3 separate regions of the Homo sapiens genome follow, and all the other regions are linked to region 1. A link is a loop called in an ENCODE intact Hi-C map of the cell type or tissue named here. Cell type or tissue: ascending aorta. All regions are shown on one strand. Links, peaks and the distances in the headings refer to the core of each region. The heading gives the core; the rest is flanking DNA. Region 1 overlaps PTPRO (protein tyrosine phosphatase receptor type O). Region 2 overlaps LOC105369673 (a long non-coding RNA gene). Region 3 holds the start of LINC01489 (long intergenic non-protein coding RNA 1489).

Region 1 (8,007 bases), core at 1,314-6,313:
TTCAGTACAAGCAGTTACTGAGAGGTTATAGATGTCGCCTGGAGGCAAGCTGAGAATTGCAGTCATGACATTGCGTGTTACCTGCAAGATCATCAAAATCAAGGGTTTAAACTTTTAGTGAATGAATCAGTGCACCACCCCAAACAACTAAAGGACTATAGCAGACACATTCCCTCTCTGTTCTATGCAGCAGTCTGCAATTGATTATATTATAGATACGTTATATCTTCTGAAAATTTTATAAATTCCTCAGCTGGGCCCAATGTGAGGTAGCCTTAATAATGCATTATATACATCAGAAAAATTTTGCAATGAATTCCCTTATTTGGAATGGGTCTCATTCTGACATTTTCTCACATATTGATAACAGGTTTTAGAAAAGACAATTACTGAGTTGCTACTGATATGTACATTCTAAGACGTTCAAAAGAAACCTACCCATATCTGTAGACGTGTGGCTTCCTACCTAACAGCCATTGTTATTTCCCATCCTCTCCTACAGCTAGAGGGGATGATGTGACCCAGCTCTGATCAGTGGATTGTAAGTAGAAGTCACATGGACAAATGACAGTTCAGTTCACATCCTGTAAGTGCTGGGCTTCCACATCATCCCTTTTCTTTTCCCCTTCCTGCAGGCTGGAACATGCATGTAATGGTGATAAAGCTTCCTCTCTAGAGACAAGGACTATGCATAGTGGCAGATGGAACAACAAAACAGAATTTGCCTCCCTGGGTGACCCCTTAAAGCAGAAGTGCCTGGTTAGTCCTGTGCTATCATGGGAGAGGTATAAACTTCTATTTTGTTTGAGCCACTCTCTTTTTGTTTGTTTCTTTATTACAGTAGTTTAGTCTGTCCCCTTATCAATAAACATCCAAAAGCGTATTTTGGAGAAAAGAAATCAGTAGTCCCAAGGTCCCCAAATCTTTAGGTGTCGGTGATATATGGGAAAAAATGGGAAACACGTTAATTGTAGTTTTCTTGAAAATGTTTGGCATCCTGAAGAAAAAGCTCAAATCATAATTCTAAATATAAATGAAATCAATAGTTGGAGCTCTTACATCTCACTGTTAAAGATTAAACGGTAAGCTCTATGAAAGGAAGAATTCAATTTTTGTTCACTGTCTTATCTCCAGAGCCTAAAACAGACAACTGGTATGCAAACATTTGACGTGTCAATAAATGATTGCTTAGTGGTTTTCAATAGTTCATAAAACTAAATTTACAGACACACAATGCTGGCATTCAAAGAAACATACACTCTTTTTAATTTTCTTTTTTCCTTCTGCAACCACCATCCAGTGAAGCATTCTAGAATGGGACAAGTCCGTTGTATCATCCCCATATGTCCAACTGATATATAACAGACTGTTGAAATATTCCACAGAAGTGATTTCCGGAGCCACTGGGGCTACAAGGGAGAAACGAGGCACAATTTAGTATAATAGATGGATAAATAAAGTACTTACCAGCAGAGCATGAAATCCCATATAGAGTCAACTTAGCGAATTAGAATTCACAGCACACGATAGTCCCGGTAACTTCAGGACCTCTCAATAACAGTGAAGGATGGTGATACAGGATGGGCACTTGTTTAATGGGATCCCACATCTTGTATATCTAAGATACAAGACCCCCAGACCCATCTGTACCTGAGGATATCAAAGTCTTTTGGATAAATGTCACCATTACAAAATTCCTAAAAAGTTCACTTGTTTGGGTATATTTTTGTTACATCAACCAATTAATATTAATAGGTATCAGTGGAGTTATTAGCCAAGTAGGATTAAAAAACTTAGAGTCCTGCAAACTAAGTCTCTTTCATTTACTTGCAGCAAAGGTGTTTATGGGAATAAAGAACAGTAGGATACAAGGGTAGGAAGATAGAAGATCATAGTACTACAAGCAGGATAGAAGACAAATGTTATTTGCATAAAATAACAAGACATTATTTTTGACAGTGTCTAGCCCAGTGCTTTGCAGAAAACAGGCTCTTAATAAATGTTGCTGAGTGAGTAGTGAGAGAGAGAAAGAAGGGAAGAACAAGTTTTTTTTTTTTTTTTTTTTAGCCACGAAGCTAAATTCTAACACTGAGCTTGCTACTTTATCATCTTATGCATTTAAATTTTTAAAAATTTAAGCAGGGAATGCCTGTAATCCCTGCATTTCGGGAAGCTGAGGTGGGTGGATCGCTTGAGTCCAGTTCAAGACCAGCCTGTGCAACATAGCAAAACCCCATCTCTACAAAAAAATTAGAAGATTCAGCTGGGCATGGTGGCACACCCTGTTGTCCCACCTACTAGGGAGGCTGAGGTGGGAGGACTATTTGAGCCCAGGAGATCCAGGCTGCAGTGAGGCATGAGCCTGCCACTGCATTCCAGCCTGGGTGACAGAGTGAGACCCTGCCTCAAAAAAAAAAATTACTTTTATTTTATTTTATTTTTACTTTTGAGGCAGGATCTCAATCTGTCACGCAAGCTGGAGTGCAGTGGCGCAATCTCAGCTTACTGCAGCCTCGACCTCCCAGGCTCAATCATCCCTCCTGCCTCAGTCTACCAAGTAGCTAGGACTACAGGTACAGGCCTTCATATCCAGCTAATTTTTATATTTTTTGTAGAGACAGGGTCTTTCTATATTGCCTAGACTTGTCTTGAACTCCTGGGCTCAAGCAATCCACCCATCGTGGCTTCCCAAAGTGCTGGGATTTCAGGCGTGAGCTTCCACGCCCAGCCAAAAAACGTAAATAAATAAAATAAAAAATTTGCCAACGAGGGAAGAGAATTCATCACAAGCTTTATACTATATAGGCTCTGAAAACATTTTAATTACCTTTTTAAAGTAACTGCTAACTCTGATTATTTTAAAAAACAAATACACAATTGAATTTAAATTCCAGGTGTATGTTGGTTTGAAGACAGTCGGTGTTCCATTCTGAGATACAGCACAATGTCAACTAAAATCTATGGAAATTTTCTATAAAGAATCATTTCCCCTAATGTGATGCTAATACTTACAACAAACATTCATAACTAGCTATGCTTTCAAAATTATTCACTGAAGAATTTGTAATATATGAAGTAAAAATGCATTTGTTTCATGTGAAATACGAGTAGCACTTATATAGTATGCTTAGCAATAAAATCTTGAAAGATCATCAATGCATCTAACAAGTAACACAAATCTACATCATATTTCAGAATATTCTACTAAAGGAAAATAACCTTGGCTTCCTTATAGCCTCCTAATATATTCCAACATATTTCGTCATATACAAGAACCTATGCATATATTTCTTCAAAGGGTATTTTCTCATGTCCTAATTTTAGTGAGGAAAAGAAACATCTTTAAAATTGCAAACCCAGAAGTATATATCTTTCCTCTCACATGTCAGATTTTTATTTCCATGTTGTTGCTTTAAAACCTAGCATATTGCTGGAAGGCCACAAGATGTCACTATTTGTTTATTAATACTTTGGCCCCTCCGCATAATTACTATGATTGAGGGCTAGCCAACTGAATTGCCTAACAAAGATGGTAGACTTGAGTTCCTAATAAATCACACCTAATTCAAATATTTTGTTCCTATTTTCTTTTACACCACACAATTTGGAAAATTCAAAGCATAGGAAAGTTAAGCATGAGATTCTTATTTGCTTTAAATAAGAAGGTAAAAAAAATCACACACACACGCGTTTTTACTTTATATATTACAAATTCTTCAGTGAATGATTATTTTTGAAAGCATACCTAGTTATGAATGTTTGTTATAAGTATTAGCATCACATGAGAACTGTCGGGGGGTGGGGGCAAGGGGAGGGAGAGCATTAGGACAAATACCTAATGTATGCGGGGCTTAAAACCTAGATGACAGGTTGATAGGTGCAGCAAACCACCATGGCACATGTATACCTATGTAACAAACTGCATGTTCTGTACATGTATCCCAGAACTTAAAGTAAAAGTAAAAAAAAAAAAAAGAAGGTTAAAATAAAACCTACTAGAATTTTCAATATGTTTAGAAAATAAGTATAAAAAAGACAATAATCTATTATAATAGTGACTTACATTACATGATTTAATTCTCACACATACTGTGAGGTATTTATTATTATGTATTTATTATTATTATACCCATTTTATAGATGTGAAAATTGAGACCATCTCTGTCAATATGCTGAGACAATACCTGTAGACTGCTGGTTCAGCATCACTTATTTATTTGACCCAGGAAAAGATAGAAAATCATCAACATCAATACATTGGTGACAACAGACTGCTTACCAGGTAAGTAGCTTGTCTATTAACCATAGTTTATTGATCCACACTTGCTATGTCCATTTAAACTGTTATAAACTATGCCCAATCCTAGTCAGTTTTCCATCTTGAAAGGCATACCTTAAACCACTTGAGCCAGGAAGCCAAATCCTATTAATATTTCATTTCTTTTGTTCCCCCTTAAAAGACAGTGCAAAGACTGTCAGGGTGGTGTTCAATATATTAAGTTTTGCTCTACTAATCAGTTGTCTCTAAGTAGGCTTTAGTGCCTATTTAGCTGACATTTTAGGGGGTTCTACCGGTGAGAAAATAGAAGCCCAGAATCGTTAAGATAATTCAAAGTTTGACAGCTGGAATTGAGCAGTCCCAGGTTGAGATGTTACATCTGAGCTTTTTCCAGACAACTGTCCTGGTGAGAAGGAAAGAGCATTCTCAGAAAGTTTACATCAATATAGTTAAATTATAAGAATTATTGATACAGTGAAGTTTACTTATAATTAAATATGTGATTATCATTATAGGCAAAAGACTAACAGCGCTTGCCAAGTAACTGCTATTTTCTCCTTTTTGGGTATTCTTTCAGTTTTCTGCTCTAATATTACTATTAACATCTGGAACAAAAAGTGCTCTGGATATTGGCTAGTAAAGAAAAGAGACATGCTTATGTAAGTTAATTGTGTAAGAATTCACAGATGATTGATTTCTTTCCACTTTTTTTTTTTCTCATACATTTCAACAGAGTAAACTAGATGTCTACTGAGGAAACTATTTGCCAAAATTATTCCTCTAAGCGGTATTTTTCTCCTCTGTTTTCTCAGGACAACTCTAATTACAACCTTGTCGTTCGATAAAAGGTTCTTGAAACGTCTTAGTTCAAACCACAAGGGTTAGTGTTTCTTTGATGAATTTCCCCTTTTCATTGCTATCTCTGACTACTGATGATGCAACTACATAATTTAAGGTTTCCGAGGATCTAAGACTAATTGTTTTTTAAGTGCTTAAACTTTGTGTCGTGTATTTTGCAAAGTAGCTTATATAATAATGAAGTTGTAATAAATAATAACAGATAACTGATACTATTATCATCCCCATTTTCCACATTAAAAAAAACATATTTAGAAAAGTTAACGTGCTCAAGGTTATATGTGGTATGCGGAGGGTCTATTCAAATCCAGATCTACCTGTCTCTAAACCCTATTTTTTAATTTCCACAAGGGACCCTACTACAGTCAGCCTATGACTTTAAAAATGGCTTAATTAATAAGAAAATGGAGGCACTCTAACAAATATAATCATCATATGGGTAAAATCAATCGACTGTGCAGTGTGAAGCTGATGGCTGTGCCTGCCATATTTCTATTCTAATCAATCCCAGCCGGAGAGTACATTAATCAAGGTCAGTGCCTCAGAATAAAAATAAGTCAACGGTGGTAACACAAAATAAAAATGGTATTTTGATTTCTAAAGATTATCAACTAAACAAAATAATGAATGATCAGAATCAATATTATCTCCCATGAAATTGATGCTCACCCAGTGCTGGGTGAATGACTGGCACTTTCTAGAGATTTGGAACCTTGGTAACTCCTCACAATAATGCTCTCTCCTTGTGGAACTGTTCCCCACACATGCCTCACCTGTTATGAAGCTGATGGTAGAGCTGTCACAGCAGCTCAATTCTGGATCTCCCCACGTCACCATGGTAACCCGGAAGTTGTAGTACCATGCTGGCAGCAGATTAGCTATTCTCTGAATGAGAAAAGCAAGCAAGGAGACAAAAGACTGTGGGAGAAAGTACTATTTTTGGAGTAGACTTACTTTCATAAAAAATTAATAAGTAATTTTAATTTTCCTTTATATTGTCTTTTTGTGTTTCCTAAATTTACTATAATAAAATATTCTTTCTAGAATGAAATGAGACATAAAGTAAAATACAAAAATATAAATTTTTAAAAGTGATTTAAAGATATAGAGCCAAAGATTTCCAATATTTGTTTGATTTTGCAATTTCCTAATATTACACATGCGAAACAGTCCTTATTTATAAGTGACTGTACATACATTTCTCCCTATTTCTAAGACAAGTAACCTCTCACAACTCAGTGTTTTTTCAGTGTAAACCACGAACAGGAGTCCTTCAGAGTCTTCAACTGGGTAGAGGGTAATTGTGTACTTTGTGAATAGCCCATGGGTAACCCACACTTTTCAAAATTATCTCAATTTCAGAAAGAGCAATTTTTACCTGTTTTCTTAAAAAACATCCTCTAAAAGCCTGACATTAGAGGTATTTAATTGATCTGTAGATGCCATGAAAAGTCATCATTAAAATTAGGCAGTGTCAACTAACTATGGAATGCCAAAGGGAAATCTCTTTGTGTTCCTCCCCAGGATCCAGGAGAAGCAGTAAGCACTTGATTGCTCTATTCTGTGCTTAGGAAAAAATGTTGATTAACAAATACATTCAATTAGAGTTGACAGCTAGCTTCACACAATTATCTCTTTCTCTCCCTCTCAAAACAAAAGAGAATCCCAAAACCTAAAAGCAAAAACAATGAAAAAAACTTGAAAATAGCCATACCTATGTGATATGGTTTGGCTGTGTCCCCACCCAAATCTCATCTTGAATTCCCACGTGTTGTGGGAGGGGCCCAGTGGGAGATAACTGAATCATGGGGGCAGGTCTTTCCCGTGCTGTTCTGATGATAGTGAGTAAATCTCATGAAATCTGATGGCTATTGTAAGGGGGAGTTTTCCTGCACAAGCTCTCTTGCTTGGTGCCATCCATGTAAGACATGGCTTGCTCCTCTTTGCCTCCCGCCATGATTGTGGGGCTTCCCCAGCCACGTGGAACTGTAAGCCCAATTAAACCTCCTTCTTTTGTAAATTGCCCAGTCTTGGGTATGTCTTTGTCAGCAGCATGGAAACGAATGAATACAGTAAATTGGTACCGAGAGTGGAGTGCTGCTGAGAAGATACCCAGAACTGTGGAAGCAATTTGGAACTGGGTAACAGGCAGAGGCTGGAACAGTTTGGAGGGCTCAGAAGACAGTAAAATGTGGGAAAGTTTGGAATTCCCTAGAGACTTGTTGAATGGCTTTGACCAAAATGCTGATAATGATATGGACAATGAAATCTAGGCTGAGGTGGTCTCAGATGGGGATGAAGAACTTGTCGGGAACTGGAGCAAAGGTGATTCTTGTTACGTTTTAGCAAAGACACTGGCAGCATTTTGTGCCTCCCTTAGGGATTTTGGAACTTTGAACTTAAGAGAGATGATTTAGGGTATCTGGCAGAAGAAATTTCTAAGCAGCAAAGCATTCAAGAGGTGACTTGGTGCTGTTAAAGGCATTCAGTTTTAAAAGGGAAACAGAGCATAAAAGTTTGGAAAATTTGCAGCTTGACAATGTGATAGAAAAGAAAATCCCATTTTCTGAGGAGAAATTCAAGTTGGCTGCAGAAATTTGAATAAGTAATGAGGAGTTGAATGTTAATCCCCAAGACAATGGGGAAAATGTCTCCAGGTCAAGTCAGAGATCTTCATGGAAGCCCCTCCCATCACAGGCCTGGAGGCCTGGGAGGAAAATGTGGTTTTGTGGCCCAGGCCCAGGGTCCCTGTGCTGTGTACAGCCTAGAGACTTGGTGCCCTGCATCCCAGCTGCTGCAGCTGTGGGTGAAAGGGGCCAACGTAGAGATCAGGTGGTGGCTTCAGAGGGTGCAAGCCCCAAGGCTTGGTG
Region 2 (8,007 bases), core at 2,087-7,086, 250 kb after region 1:
TTAATTATTTCTTTATTTTAAAAAATTGATACTTCTTTCCTCTTTTTACGTCATGTTTCACTCATCCCCCTTAGAACTATTGGCAAGATCATGGGCTAAGAGAAAATTTAAAAGTATTTATTGAATTTAGAAACATCAGCAAGAATTTATTCTACCTTCAATATGAGATAGCTCTGTAGCAGTACTATAAAGTAGAATAACAGATTTTACAAACCATGCTTTTCATTTTATGATGTTTTTAAAGATGTGGTTCATGTACATATAATTCATGGTGAAAGATGGAATAATTTTAAGTTATACATAGATTAATGCCCATATGTAAATGTATATACACACATTATTTCACTGTGTAATTGGTAAATCTCATTAGTGCCTCAAAATCAGGGTTGCAGAATTATGATTTTTTTAGGGTAAGGCTAGTTTTTTGAAAAAGGAGTTAGTTTGAAAACTACTTACAAACAACTGTTAGGTAAATAGCTGTATAAGCAATATGCAAATATGGGAAAATAATGTAGGCAGTGTGTATGAATAGCTGAGATTGGGGAAACTGCATTGTATTGCTCTGGTGGCGTGTGTTTACTATAAGGTCTTTGCTGACAAGGATTTTACATGCTGTTTTAGGCCAGGGTTCTGAGAAGCAGAGCCTGAGGCAGGGATTTTTGTCCAGGTGAATTACTGAGGGAACACTTTCAGGACAAAGCTATAGGGGAGGAAGGGAAGCAAGATAGGGCAAGATAAGCTAGGTAAATCAAGGTTTTAGGAGAATATTAGCTTCAGACTGATCCCCCAAGGAATTTTGATGTTTAAATGCAATAAAAAGTTTGCGTTGCCCATGGGTGAGGTGGCTGAACTGTTGTAACCTCACTTCAGTCTGCCACAGGCCATAGGACACTTGTGGGATTAGTACAATTTTTCCAGTCATGTCCTGGTAAGGTGGCAATCCTCTGGAACAGTCACAGCGACTGGTTGATGAGTGCACTGGCCTGGTAAGGGAATCTGGACAGGACACCAGGAGTGTCTGCAATGCAATTTTAGGAGAAAAAAAATACTCAAAAGAATAGTAAACACCCCAAATACACTGAGATCGCCAACTGTTAGCTCTTAATTCAGGAGGACTTTGGAGCCAACTAGCAACAATGATATGTCATTTGTGGGAATTCCTGGCAGCAATCCTTAGGGTCATCTTAACCCTCTCCATGATGTTTTCACGTTTTCTATGCCAGCCTTCCTGGGCCTGATGCATCAGGTGACATTCACTGTGTAGTAACCTGCTGGAGGTCGGAGACTGGCCTTATCTGATGGATACCTGCCCTGGGTGTTCCATGTATGTGGTCCTACTAGCTTTATGCACTCTCAATTCCATAGAGCCATCACAAAAAAGAAATATTTCCTCTTCCTTAGATAGTATATCAGACAGAGATTAAATGTACATAATCAGTTAGTTGTGGCAGGCACTTAGAGGAGAGAAAGATTAGGTTTCAATTTGTGGGAGACATGGCTTCCGGCAATGGCTGGCCCACTACAGGGCATGCCAATTCATTGCAGTTGACCACATATTTCCGCCTAATATCTTGTGAACACAAACCGGATGCATCTGATTAAGTGCTCCCAGCTCTGGCTGTAATAAGTGGCTCGCTGGCAGTGTGCCTCCTTCCAGCTATTCTGGGAGCTGGGCTTGGAGCTGCTGAGATTTGGCATGCGCACCTCAGAGGCTTCCTCAGCTGGGCCAGGTGCCTGGCAGCACTCCTCTTCATTATTTTATTCTGTCTCCTTGTAGCTTCTCCCCACAACCCCACTTTTCCCTCTAAGCCATGCCTTGCTCAGCAGACCTTGCCTCGCTTTGTTCCCCATGGACTCTACATATCTTCTTTTGGCCTGGCTGCCTGATTTGGAGCAGTGCAGAGAGCCCCAAGCCAGGATCAGCTGGAGCGCCACTTGCAGTGAGCACGTTTATTAAATTTGGTCAACGACAGCCAGTTCAGGTCCCTGGCAAGCAAGCCTGTACAAAGTATTTCCTGTTGGAGATGATGATAGATGGTTTAGTGATTAACAACACAGACTCTAGAGCCAGACTCACGCATTTTGGCAATGTCACTTATTGGCTATGTTGCCTTGAGCAATTTACTGACTTTCCCATGACTCAGAAAGATCATCTATAAAATGGGAATAATAATAGTATCTCCTTCATAGGGTTGCTATGAGGATTAAATGAGTTGTTGCATATAAATGAGTATGAATAGGTCCTGGCACATAGAAAAATGCTGATGAAATATTAGCAACTTTTATTAGCATTATTTATATAGCTAATGTAATTTTTATTATTTAAGTATCTCACTTCTTCTAAGCAACTGAAGGTCTCTAATATTGTAGCTGAGGAATTCTCATTATAACTCTGTGTTATTATGTTCTATCTTGTCAATAACAAAATTGCAGCACAAAGAAATTGACCTTGTCTCACATTAAAGTACTAATTTTATTCAGTAATTTAAAAAAATGAGTTTGACTTATTTCTAATAAGTTGGAAAGATACACAAAATATATAATTGAGGAGCAACTGAAAATCAGAAAACAATATGCATGATATGATCATATGATTCCATTTCATGTTAAAAACATTTCTATATGTAATAATGTATGCGGTTATAGTCATATAGACATTATAATGTGGAGAAAATTATTAATCTTTATGATAACTGGCACAGAAATTATTTTTAGGAAGGGATCATCTTTGCTGAAAAGAAGCTTTGAAAAGACCCTTGTACATCAGAAAAGTGCCTCAGCCTGAGGGCTGAAGTTCAAGGGGAAGGAGGCAGAGGCTCAGTATTATAAAGGAGGGCAGTGGGCAGGTTCAAGGCTCGGTGCAGTGTTAGGGAAGGTCAAAGAGAAGCAAATTCCCAACTGGTGGTGGTGGTGAAGGAAGACTTAGAAAAGAATTGCCATAGGGTGAAGAAGACTTCAGCAAATTCTGCATCACTCCTAATGCTCTGTGGAGTGAATTTCCTTTGTGTAGAGTGTAGAAAAATGCTACCATCAGCTTCCAGGTTGGAAAGGGGAAAAGATGGGGTTCATCTGGAGATGGCCAGCATCTGAGTTACAGGTACAGGTACATGGACATGCATATATGAGGATATACACACACAGAGGCACAGACACACACACACATACACAGACACAGACACACACACACGGACACACACACACACGCATCAGTCAAAACTAGGAGACCACAACCCAGCCTGCTGTGTGGTTACATGAACAGGAGTATGGGATTGTACTGTGTAAAGAGGGTTCATAGTTTAAACTCTCTGTCTCTCTCTCTTTCTCCTTATCATGAGGAGCATGTATATATGTTTATATAAAAAGGCAAACAGTGTGTTTCCATGCCTCTTGGTGGAATGCAGCATAGGGCCTCTATCAATCTAGCTCAGGATTTCTGAGGCCAGGAATCCATCACCGTTGCCTTTACTGCAGGTATGAGTGCCGGGGAGGAGCTGGGCTTCTGGGATCAAAGTGTGTCTGTTTAGCTATTCAGCACGGAGGGCCCTGCTCTCCGTATATTTTTTGCTAACTTTCTTAAATGGTCCAACAGGGAAGAAGAACAACTGACATTATATAATGAACAATTCTATTCCAGGCACACTCCCTTATGTTTTCACCTTTATCATCCTTATTAGCTCCCCTAGTTAGTTATTGCAGGATCCATTTTACAGATGAAGGAATTGAAGCTTAGAAAGATTTAGCTAATCGCTCAAGGTCATACAACGAGCCAGTCCTGAAATCTCTGATGAAACTCAAGTACTTTTTGTTGTTGTTTCTAATTCCAGTCCCAACTTCCTCCCACCAAATGGGGTCCCAACCTTCCTACGAATAAATGTTCAACCCCCAACTCCCCAGGAGCACCCAGTTTCTAACTTTTTATCTGATCTCATGGCCCCCTATTACTCCTTGTTGATAACCCCTGCAGGGCGCCCTCTTCATTCTTCACATGGTTTGTAATTCTGCCAATTCCTTTTCCAATCGCTCTGTAGTTTTCTTTTGTTTTAGTCTAGTTATCATATGGAATTTTTCTTTTTCTCAGTCTTTTCAAGAAATGTTCTAATGGACTGGCTCTTTCAGGGTAGAATATTTTTTCCCCTTTTTCCATTCCTTGAGACACAATTGCTTAATAAATACCGGATGGACAAATGAATGAACGAATGAATGGATATGTTAGAGCTGTATCACAGTCTGGGGTTTTCTGACAGGCTGTACCCTACTGGACACTTCTTTGTCCCTCTTTTTTTTTTTTTAACTCAAAGTGAAAACATTCTCTTTTCCCCCACAACCTTTTCCTTTATTTCCACCTTCAAAGTTTGCTTCCCTTCCTTTCTCCGCACGTGGTCCTGTGGAACTCCCAGAAGCTGTGTGTCCACAGTAGCAGCAAGACTTGCTCCTTCTGAGAAAGGCTTAGCAAAGGAAAACAGAGTCCAGGTGGTTCCCAGGCCTCATCCAGTGAGATAGATGAGAGGCCCATTAACAAAACTAGAACCTTTTCCATAGCTTTAGCATTTGTGGATGCCAGTTATATTATGTGAATCGCTGACTCTTGGTATTTTAAAACTATAAAACATAAGTCCTTGAACCATATTCGTATTTCATTTATGAGAGTATGAAGTCTCTTGAGAAGAGAGTGTCACGCTTAAATCACTACCATCCATTAATCCTGATGGGAAGAGGAGGCCATTATCTGTGGGAATGTGCCGAAATCCTGCCATCTTGTGGCCAACTGAAATATGACATTTGTTAGTTTTTAAAATTCTGACACTGAGCGAAGAACCGCCAAGTTGCCAGGAATTCCTTGCTTTAGAATCAGTCTTCTTCATGCACTGGGGAAAAACTGACCTTCCTTCCAGCTCATCTCTTTGGTGCTTAGCATCTTCTCTTCTGGAAAAAAAAAATTTTCATTTTTTCCCAAAAGTTATTTCATCCGGTGGAAGGTTGGATTGTTAATCCATGCAGCCAAATGACTGCTACTAGAAAGGATGTGCTAGGTTTTCTATTGGATATTTTGATGTCTTTGAATTTTAGGAAGCAAAACCAATCAATCAATATCTCACGTGTGCTTTCCTTCACTTTTCTCCCGTTGCCTGACTGCGCAGATATCAGTCAGGATCCCAACAAGCCTTTAGTAGACATGAGGGTAAATGAAAGAAAAATAGGCCAGGTGTGTAATCCTAGCAATTTGGGAGGCTGAGGCAGGTGGATCACTTGAGGTCAGGAGTTCAAGACCGAACAGCCTGGCCAACGTGGTGAAACCCTGTCTGTACTAAAAATACAAAAATTGGCTGGGTGTAGTCCCAGCTACTCAGAAGGCTGAGGTAGGAGAATCGCTTGAACCCAGGAGAGGGAGGTTGCAGTGAGCTGAGATTGTACTACTGCACTCCAGCGTGAGTGACAGAGTGAGATCCTGTCAAAAAAAAAAAAAAAAAAAAAAAGGAAAATAAGTGATAAGATGGTGATTCCTCCATGAGACTGTGAAAGACCTATATGAAACTCCACTAGGATCTCAGTAGATGTGAAAGGCAGGCTTAATGAGGATCTCACTGACTACTTTAATTACATTTATCCTAGTAATGCCCAAAGAAGGAGGAGGAATCTGAAAAGCCACTGCCACACACAGGTCCTGCAAATGTAGAAACTGAAGTCATGTGGGAACTACTGATTTAAGGTCCCTGCCATTACACAGATAGTACAGAGACCCTGTAAAAACAATGGGTTTGGTACACATTTATCATAATTTGATTAGAAATTTTGGTCACCGACACTGCTGTCCTAAAAGTTCAGTTATTATTAATTTTTAAATATTGCAGTTGAATAAAAATGAGCTTTTTGTTCTGCTAGTTTTTAAAGCAACCCTAAGCACAGTCAGAGGAATACAAGTATTTCTAGATGTTTCAAATTATTAACAATTATTCATTCCTTCTTTCTATGCTAATAAAAACCAAACTCCTAAGGGCAATCATAGAGACTATGAATTGTTCTGGGGAAACTCGTTGTCTTTTTTGCAGTCATGACACTCAGAGGTAAAGTAAAATAGGATGTGGGTGAAATGTTTTCTGTGTGCAGGATCATTTTTAATGGTAAGGAGTAGGACTGCTGGTACAGGTTGTACTTTGTAGTAATGACTCATTCTTATAAATCATAGTTCTGTAAACACTTGAGTTGATGTGAAACTTTTCATAAAGCAAGTTTTATGAAATTAGAAGGCGTATGCCTTGGTTACTTCTGAAATAAAGTCCTGAGGCTCCTATGTCATGAGCCCTGGTGTGCTGATGTAGATTCCTGGGCCTCTGCCAGTCCTATCAGATCAGACAATCTGGAAATGTGGCCCTGGACTGCGTTTTTGACAGTCAGGTCAGGTGATTCTTGTGCGCACCAATATTTGAAAACCATTGTTCTGGAGTTCTCAACTTAGCAGAGATCTTTTAAAAATGACGCCTAGTTCCACCCCCGTGAGGTTCTGAATTAATTGGTCTGGTGTGTGGTGTGGGCATCTGGAATTTTAAAAGCTCCTCAGGTGATGGTAATGTGCAACCAAGTTTAACAACCAGTGCTCTAGGACAGGGATTGGCATTTCTTTCTTTTTTTTTTTTTAAAACAAAAGGGCTAGATAGTAGATTTTTTGGCTTTGTATGTAGGCTTTGCAGTTCCTGCAAAGAGAAAAGGAGAATGTTTCCACCAGTGAATACACACCTTCCCCAGGAACAAGCATGGAATTTGAACACAAAAATTTAACTTAAATTTTTTTTGCACAAATATGAAAAAAATTCTCTGCCTCCACATTAAAAGTTCACTGTTGTGAAGGTCAGTGATTTATGGCGCACACCCTGTTCTTCAGCTGTTTGGATTAGAAACTGGACTACACAACACCCTTTTCAGTTTCAGTTCACTTTAACCTAGGTCAAAGCTGTGTGGTGACTCCCGGCAGATTAAAGTTTGAGGGACTAATGTGTGGGTTCCCAAGTAAGTGCCCAGAGACTGTGGAGATTTAGATGGGGCCCATCTTACAACTGCTTTCACTTTCACACAATGGGAGATGAGAAATTAAATACGCTTTCATCAAAATGGACTAAATTTGACCCTCCCCACACCATTGCTTTGAATTGGGTTAAATCACTTATCATCTCTGAGACTCAGTTTCCTCAAATGTGAAACAATAACATGTCTCAGGATCTTTGGGAGCATTCCAGGGGATCAAGAAGATACAGGGCTGAGTTCATGGTTCACATCGATAAATATTGGCTTCCTTCCTCGGCCTCCGTTAGTTTTTCAGAGAAATGAAACTTTGTTTCCTGGTGCGTGCCTAGTGATAAATATATTCTTTATACAAATTTTTAAATTCTGCAATGCTGTAAAGAGACCATCATGCCCACAAGTAACCAGCTTTAGTGAATGAGCTGACTTAACAGGCACAACCTGAACACAGTCTTATGTTTTTCTTCCAACTACTACCTTCGGGTTTGCTCTGTCTTATTTGTCTTCATCCCTTAATGTATCTTGGTGATTCCACAGTTTTCCAGTCCCTTTTAGGTATTATAAGAATATTACGGCCGGGCGCGGTGGCTCACACCTGTAATCCCAACACTTTGGGAGGCCGAGGTGGGTGGATCACGAGGTCAGGAGATCGAGACCATCCTGGCTAACACAGTGAAACCCCGTCTCTACTAAAAATACAAAAAATTAGCGGGGCGTGGTGGCGGGCGCCTGTAGTCCCAGCTACTCGGGAGGCTGAGGCAGGAGAATGGCGTGAACCCGAGAGGCGGAGCTTGCAGTGAGCCAAGATCACGACACTGCACTCCAGCCTGAGTGACAGAGCGAGACTCCGTCTCAAAAAAAAAAAAATATATATATATATATATATTTTTTATATATATAACTAGTTATATATATAGTAGTTATATATTACTATATAAAATTACTAGTTATATGTAATATATACATATATTTTATATATATGCGTTTATATGT
Region 3 (8,007 bases), core at 1,511-6,510, 520 kb after region 1:
ACTTTAATTTTAAGTTCAGGGGTACCTGTGCAGGCTGTACAGGTTTGTTACATAGGTGAATGTGTGCCCTGGTGGTTTGCTGCATAGATCAACCCATCACCTAGGTTTTAAGCGCAGAATCCATTAGCTATTATTCCTGATGCTCTTCCTCCTCCCATGCCCCAACAGGCCCCAGTGTGTCTTGTTCCCCCTGATGCATCCATATGTTCTCATCATTCAGCTCCCACTTATAAGTGAGAACATGCAGTGGTTGGTTTTCTGTTCTTGCATGAGTTTCCTGAGGATAATGGCTTCCAAGTCCATCCATGTCCCTGCAAAAGACATGATTTCATTCCTTTTTACGGCTGCACAGTATTCTACGGTGTATATCCACACCATTTTCTTTATCCAGTCTATCACTGATAAGCATTTAGGCTGATTCCGTGTCTTTGCTATTGTGAATAGTGCTGTTCTTGCTACCTTTATATCTAGCTCAGGAATTGCCAAGCTGTGGTCACTGACACTATTGTCTTGAAGAGATATTCTGACAACCTTGTCTCTATGACCCCAGAAAGACAATTCCATTAGTCCTATGTGGGAAATATTTTTTTTTAACTGAGGACCAAGCAAACATAAAGATGATTAAAATCTGAAAAGACAGATAATGCATAACATTCTGAAGTGACTTGCTACTACTTCTGAAGAAACTGAGGTCCCTGGGGATTCTTTGTAGTCCCTGGGGCCCCTCTATTCCTGGAGGCACAAGGAACACAGGCAGTGTGCCCCCTCCTCTGAGCCGTGACTTCCCTTTTCATCTGTGGAGATTCCTATTTCTCAAGGCTGGCTTCAAAGTGGATTGCAGTTCTCCCCAGCCTTTTCCTCTTTATGCTATCTCCCCACACTAACTAACAATTTTTCATTCAACAATTTTACTATTAATCACTGTAGAAGAAAAGATTGGTGCTAAAGAATAAAACTGGGAAGTTACAGAGTTCCCAAAGTTGTAGTGGAAATGTGAGATTTTGAAGCCAAATGCTTTTCTCTGATGGAACAAAGACCCCAGCATCCTCCAGTTTCTCTCTGACAGTCTTAAAGGTAAAATTTAATAAATATCATATATTACTAAACCTCCTCCAAATCCATTTCTTTTTGAAGATCTCTCAAAATAGGGATAAGAGTATAATTAAGGTAGATTAATTAGGCACTCAAGTGAGTGCCTTGCATGTCAGAGGAATTCCAAACACATATAATCCCTCATTTTGAGCTATTAATGTCTCCCATGTTCTTCTACTTCTGTACATGAAAGCCACTTGATGAAGCCCATTTATTTGAGGACTCAATTCCTACCCTTAGTCAAGCAGGTCTCAAATTGTAGTGTACACAACAACCACCTGGAAGGCTTATGAAAACACAGAGTCCTAGTTCCTAGTGTCAGAGTTTCTGATTCAGTAGGTCTTGGATAGGGCTCAAGAATTTGCATTCTCACCCAGCTTCCAGGTGATTCTGATTCTGCTGGCAGCACACTAAAGAAAACCATTGACTTATGGTCCTTCTGTCCTGGTCCTCCCTTTTGGTCAAATGGTGACAGCCTTTCTGCAAAATGAACCCAGTATGAAACACATGTAAATAAAGAGAGAAGGAGGGACACACAAAGAGAGACCAAAACAAGGTTGTTTGGCTCTGGGATACATTAGGATCTGAAGCCGGCTCTATATTCCATCTTGCAAAGTTACAACTATACATTTTGCTAAGCTAGTGTGAGTTGGGTTTATGCCATTTGCAACAAAATAAGACAGCCAATAAAATCCCAGTAAAATGTAAAATTATAAAAGTATCCACTCAAGAGCATTTCTCTTTGCTCCTATACATCATCAGAGAAGTTATTTCTCTACCTCAGTTTATCACCTTAATCAACAACAAATATCCATTACCAACTTGACAACCACCATTTGCTTGTTTAGAGAGATTTGTTGGTAGTTGAAGCAGACAGAAATTCCTCCAGGTAGTTGTAGGCACAGAAGGCAAAGTTGAGCATATGTTTGGCAAGCCCAGAATCATGCATCCATTTCCTTAACAAATATTTGTTAAACACCAACGTGCTACTCACTGTGCCAAGTGCTGGAATGAAACAGTGAAAAGCCCCTGTCTAGTTGGAGTGACAGAAATAAGCACTTACAAAAGAGTTAGATCAGATATGTGAGGTCATCAAGATGGTACCACCGGCCCTGGAGTGAACAAACAGGGGACACCAGGGCACCAGGCATGTGCTCTGCAAGCCATCACTCTGAGACAAGTTTTGAGTGATGGTGAGAAAACAGTGGATGTGAGGGGCAGACAGATGTTAGTGTTTAGGGGACAGGCTTTGGGCCTTGAATAGACTTTGATTGGAGGCACGGCTCTACTACCCGTTAGTCTACTTAATTACATTGAACAGTTAACTCCCTAAGCTTCAATTTCTCTTATTTATAAATTAGACTCTTTATGTTAGCTATTTTAGGTAACACTGTGATAAGAATTGCACATTGTTCACAAACATATAAATATTCTATCCATGTTTGCCAAATAAAGTACCCCCAAATTACATAATTTTAGAAATACAGTAAAGAAAGCCCTGTCTTCCACTGGAAAGCTACATACAGAGGAAATGTGAAACCTAAAGTTTCAAAGACTGAAGTGACATGAAAATTAAATAAAGGAGGAACTTTTGAATGATCAATAGCTTCAGAGCTGAACCTCTAAAGGACTTCTTTAAGAATCAATACTGATACCATAACATTGATCCAAAAAGATAAGAAACGGCATCCTATCTTTTTATGAAAATGGAAAAGTCATATAAATTTAAAAGAAGCTGTGAGAACCGTGGGAGATTAGACACAGTAAAAGACACAAATCGTATTTGTCCCTCATTAATGTAAAGCAGGGGAATTGCCCTGCAGGTTTCCATGTGAGAATATGTTATGCTTTATGGTGGAAGGAGGGTAAAAAAGTCAAAACAACCAGACTTTACCCCTAGATTTAACTAAGGACTAGCTCGACCACATTCTAGTTGTGGGGCATTTAATTATGAGCTCAAGACTGGTGATCAGTGCTCTTATTATAATACCTACTCCACAAGTGTGTGAAGAATCAAGTGCCTAGCATCCTGTCTTGCGCCTCGGAGGCACTCAATAGACAGGAGTTTAAGTCATTGCTGAGAGGAAGATAAATGAACTTATGACTTCTCTGCAGGTCAAGCAACTCACTATACCGATGGCTTCAACCTTCCCACTGCATCATTTCTTCATGTTTTGCAGATCATGAGAAAATGCTGTCATTAGCCAAGTCAGATTGTCTTCTGAACCTTAGGTCAACAACTCTGCCACAGAAAGCCTGCTATGGGCATAATTGTGAAATTAAAGAGAATTTCTGCAATCTCAGATGGCACTTTCTGTCCTCCTTCTGGTCCCACCCCAGGTGTTCTTAATGAACAATCAGCTGTCGGAAAGCTGCCCTAATTCTGCCCCACAGGAAAGAACAACTTCTTAAAGTGTGGTTCTCAAACTCCATGTGTCAGCATCCCCTCAGACGCCACAGGGACAAGCGAGTGGGCTGTCGAGATTGGAACATCCTGAAAACTGCTCAAAATATTCCACATGAAAAAACAAAGAAGTATTTTACCTGTGCGGGGATAGGATTGCAGACCCACAGGAAGTTTTTCTCCACTCTATTATCACAGAAAGGGATGCTCTGAGAATTCATGAACGATTGGGGTTTCTGTTCTGCATTTTTAAAAAGAGGGAGTTTGAAAGTAAGAGAACATTAATCCGATGGAAATGTGTTAAAAATTGATAAGTAAGACTGGAGCATTTGTATTTTGTGTAAATCTCTATTTGTTTTATGTGTTTAAATACCCACCAACAGAAAAACATTTTTAAATTAAAAGAAACCCCACTATCATTTTAAATTAAATTAAAAGAAGTCCTGCAAGTTTGTGAATTGTTAAGAGCTTTGAAATATAGAATTTGCAGAAACACACATAGCTGTAGGATAAAGAACATGATCCATCAGAGTCCGGGTCAGGAAACTAGAAAGCATATTATAACAGATGGAATGTATTATAAATTAATTATAATCAGTTATAAGGAATTGGCTAAGCTAAATAGAGAAGGTAGAATAAAGGGAAGAAATTGCGGTTCCGTCCCAGGTGTTCCTAATGAGCAATCAGCTGTCTGAAAGCTGCCCTAATCAGAGAAGATGCCCGGCAGAGCCATTGTCAGACTCGGACCAGATCTCTGAGGAGAGGGCACTGCCTGGCTGCTATGGGTAACTTTGCAGAAAAAGTGTAGAAAGAAGGTGGAGACTAGAACCAGACCAATTGCTGCTGCCAAGAGAGGGCGGTTGTTGCTGGCGGATGCCGCTGCCAGGAACAGGGACTTCTCCTTCCCTCCCTCCCTTTCTAGCCTTCCAGCAAGCATCCAGTGCCTCCCTCTCAGAGAAGCCTCACAGGCAGCCAAAACTCTATTTCCTATCATCCCAGCCCCAGTGCCATAAAGCTGAGTAAGGAAAGGTGGGTTTGAAGTAGAGAGACAATAGCTTCATAAACCAGCACACTGTCTTCTTAGGAAACCCTTCAAGTAAACTGAAGTAGATTAAAAAAAAAAATCACAGCAGATGCTTCAGCTGGTAACTGCAGTTTGCAAACAAAGAACCGCACTGCTGTAACCCGAGTGGGGAAGCCTCTGCTTATGCCATAGTGATCTTTGCAACTATCCATGCACACAAATAATTTTCTCATGTATTTACTCACCCAGGAAGTATTTACTGAGTTCCTTCTATTTCTAGGCATTTCCTAGGAAGTGGAGTGGGTATAACAGTGAACAACACAGGCAAATTCCCTGTCCTTGTGGAGGTGATGTTGTAACAGGATAGGCAGACAACAAGCATGCTAAAAATAGCCGGTAGTGCTAAGTGTAAAAAGACTGAAGATATGTGGGAACAAAGGGGTATCCAATCCACTTCCTTTTCCTAATGCAACAAACACATAACATTTTAATAAAAACAACTGATTATGCTAGCTCACATGGGCTAATATTTTACATTAACTTTCTTTCATAAGCCATCATTTCATCTGTCGGTGGTTCATACTAAGCAGCCTGGCTCACATCATATCTCTTAAAACAATAAGACCCAGAACCCTAAGATTCACCACTTCTGGTGAGAGCCAAAGTACATATACATGAGCTCCAGCCCTGCACACTGAGGTGGATGAGCTTCAGGACATTCTCTTTAAGACTGTTCTTGTGTCCCAGACATAGCATGTAGGGGTCTGAAATAATCCTCAAAGAGCTTTAATGATGAACTTTGCAAGAGAAGATATTTGGGAGAAGTAGAAAACCAGAGGACATGTTTCAGAGACTGGTCCTTCTTTTCAAACTTCAGGGGAAAATCACCTACTTGTATCTTAGCGTATAGTTGGTTGCCTGAATGAAATAATTTCAAATGATGGTTATTCTAATTCTGTCATATTTTTTACTTTAGGCAAAATAAATATTACAAATGTCTTGACTCCAATTTGTTTTGCTTCTTCAAGGCACCATAACTACTGAAATATTGAGGATATAAATCAAACCTGTTGTGTACATATTTCTTGTGGTGACCTATGTTAGAAAAATAACTGAGGCTGTAGCATGCATTTACTAATCCTTCATTTAAATGCCATGCAGCAGCTGCAGATTATGTATACTGAAATGATGATCATGCTGTGGATAGAAGCTTTAATTATTTGGGGATGGGGATTTTTTAAAACCACACTTCTCAGTATGTTCCTTCTTATACCTAACATTAAAACATTTTTCACTCCTTTTCTGAAAATCTAATAATACTGGCCACTGTATGTAAATGACCTCTAAAGTGACGCATGCTTTCCCAAGTGTGGCACAATCTCTGGTTTCACATAGCTGGCTTCACTCAGTTCCATCACCTACTTGCCTTTGGAGGCATTTGAGTTTTGCAAACTCTGTACTTAGTGAATAGCTCAGAAGAGATATTAAATATGTTTAATAATCAATAAGGCATGGGCAATAAATAGGTGAGGTCCTAGAAGTCCGATGCAGTGTTAGGCATTAGCCCATTAACTTCTAATTGTGAGAAGAGGCTAAGTTGAAGGGATATGGGGGATGCCTAGGGGGATCATGACAGGAGTTATTAACCCGTCATTTAAATATCAATATCTGAACTACCTATATGGCCGTATCAACTGAATATCAGATCTAGGTGTGTATTCATTAGGTGAAGAAGTCGTGAAACTCCTTCGTGAGTTTAAAATATGAAAGATAATTTTGACATAAGGAAATATATTGAAAAAATCTGAGAGGTGAAGTGAAGAAAGAAGGGATGGTGCCTTCAGATACACAGAACTAGAGGTAGAGGAAAGAGTATGTGTGCGTGTGTGTGTGTGTGTGTGTGTGTGTGTGTGTACCAAAGCCTAAGGAAAGCCTGAAGAGATAACAAATAATATTGTTTCTGAAGGCCTGAGCTTTGAACTTTGAGCTGCTTAAGATGCTACATGTACAAAACAGCTGATTTCTCCTTTAAAATGGATAAGAAAAGCAATGATTCCCTCAACCTGGTTCATAGTCCTGAAGTAGTAATAGAAGAACTAGGACAACAGGTACCTCTATCAGATCCCTTATCCCACTTATCTGTCTCTTTCCACTGGACTAAGAGTTTCTTTCATCTTTGTTTCCCAAAACCTAAGACAGTGCCTGGCAGATAATGTGCCTTCTCTGGCTCCCTTCCAACCTCAGAATGATTCAGGCTTTCTTTGTGCCAGTTTATCTGGCTCAACTGGAAGGTCTTTAAGGGAATGGGCCATGTTTTCATTACTTAACATTGTGCATAGTGCCTGACTCAGAGTAAGGCTTAATATATTTGTTGAATAAATAAGCGAATGAATATCAATCAATGAACTACCTTGGCAAACACTTGTGAGAAAAATCTGTAAGACTAAGAATTTATTTGCTCAAAGTATGCTGCCAATTTATGAAATAATAGGGCAGACATTAGTGATTGGCTACCCAAAAGTCATTCCTGATCCCTTCATTCTTGTGGTCTTCTTGTACAGCACTTAATAAGTGCATATTACATTCCAGAGCAGATGGAGGTCCTCAGTTAGCCCTTGATTTATTGATTGGAAGGAGCAGAAACTGTCTCCAACTTCCTTTGTAAATTCCTACTCTAAAAAGTAGATGTACAATAATTTCCATTACATGAAACCAACATCATAAAGAACATGAAGGAAAGAGCATTTTGTGAGAATCGGAAAACCATATGAGCACTAATGAAATAGAACAATTTAACATCAAAAGAAAGCTGTCAAGTTGTTCAAGATGCTGGATTGGGTGCAGACATTTATGTCCTGTGCTTCCCAGAACACAATGCAATAGTTCAGAAACACACACATAAAGTCAAGAAAACAGCAGGGATGGGGGGAAGAGTAACCAGTAGAGGAGAGATTTCAATAAATCACTGCAAGACAGAAAACAGATGGGAGTACGGTGATGGACCACAGCAAAGAAGTTATAGCCTGGAATATTCCATGAGGGGGCTGAGTGGGGACTGGAATGCCATGATCTGCCAACTAGAATATTCTAGAGGGGCTCTGGGCTCAGGAGGGAGGAATTGGTCTGGAGCCTGGAAACAGGAGGATTTATTGAATATATAAACAGAGAAGAGGTATGCCAGTTAAATTCCTCTCTCTCCACCTCCCTCACTGCTTACAATTGTAAGCCATCTGGGGAATTAAGACTTCAAATGGGATGTTGGCCTACTCCAGAGTGAAGTCACCTCATTCTGACTTTTGGGGGAACCCCATCTGACAGCCACCTCCACATTTTCTCATTTTAAAGCTAAACTTGCCATTCCACAAACTCCCCCCTTGTAAACAAAGCTCCCTACCAGAATTTCCGCTTGGTGGAATAGCCTATCTGGACATCAGTACTGGACACCAGTATATCAGAGGAGATGCCTATACCAGATCCCCATCCTTCA

The links. Hi-C counts contacts between places; a loop is a spot of excess contacts. Peaks named below come from ENCODE experiments on the same cell type or tissue, not always from the same donor. Only the 100,000 strongest peaks of a DNase experiment are listed, where the experiment ranks them.
Region 2: a loop joins it to region 1, with 8 times the contacts of the local background. A loop is called at or near these places in 94 of 110 quality-filtered maps.
Region 3: it touches region 1 in a loop (4-fold over the local background); 10 of 110 quality-filtered maps call a loop at or near these places.

Annotation. Positions count from the first base shown.
Region 1 is chr12:15,518,216-15,526,222 of GRCh38, reverse strand. PTPRO (protein tyrosine phosphatase receptor type O) reads right to left here. Exons shown (of 27, transcript NM_030667.3): 10 at 5,911-6,022; 11 at 1,258-1,409; 12 at 1-81. Among named protein-coding and RNA genes, the nearest start is that of PTPRO, 200 kb to the right of the region's middle. RefSeq lists an enhancer at 1-665. In ascending aorta, for the core only: a CTCF peak has its summit at 3,450 (motif pointing right); no DNase peak of the experiment used is centred there.
Region 2 is chr12:15,273,021-15,281,027 of GRCh38, reverse strand. All of the region lies in intron 2 of LOC105369673 (a long non-coding RNA gene), which reads left to right. Among named protein-coding and RNA genes, the nearest start is that of PTPRO, 45 kb to the left of the region's middle. In ascending aorta, for the core only: a CTCF peak has its summit at 4,747 (motif pointing left); DNase peaks (open chromatin) are centred at 4,769 and 6,337; H3K27ac peaks cover 5,000 bases.
Region 3 is chr12:14,998,665-15,006,671 of GRCh38, reverse strand. It overlaps LINC01489 (long intergenic non-protein coding RNA 1489), which reads right to left and starts at 4,839. Exons shown (of 4, transcript NR_120466.1): 1 at 4,766-4,839; 2 at 3,637-3,737; 3 at 1,466-1,572; 4 at 1-311. In ascending aorta, for the core only: no CTCF peak of the experiment used is centred there; a DNase peak (open chromatin) is centred at 4,361; H3K4me3 peaks cover 594 bases.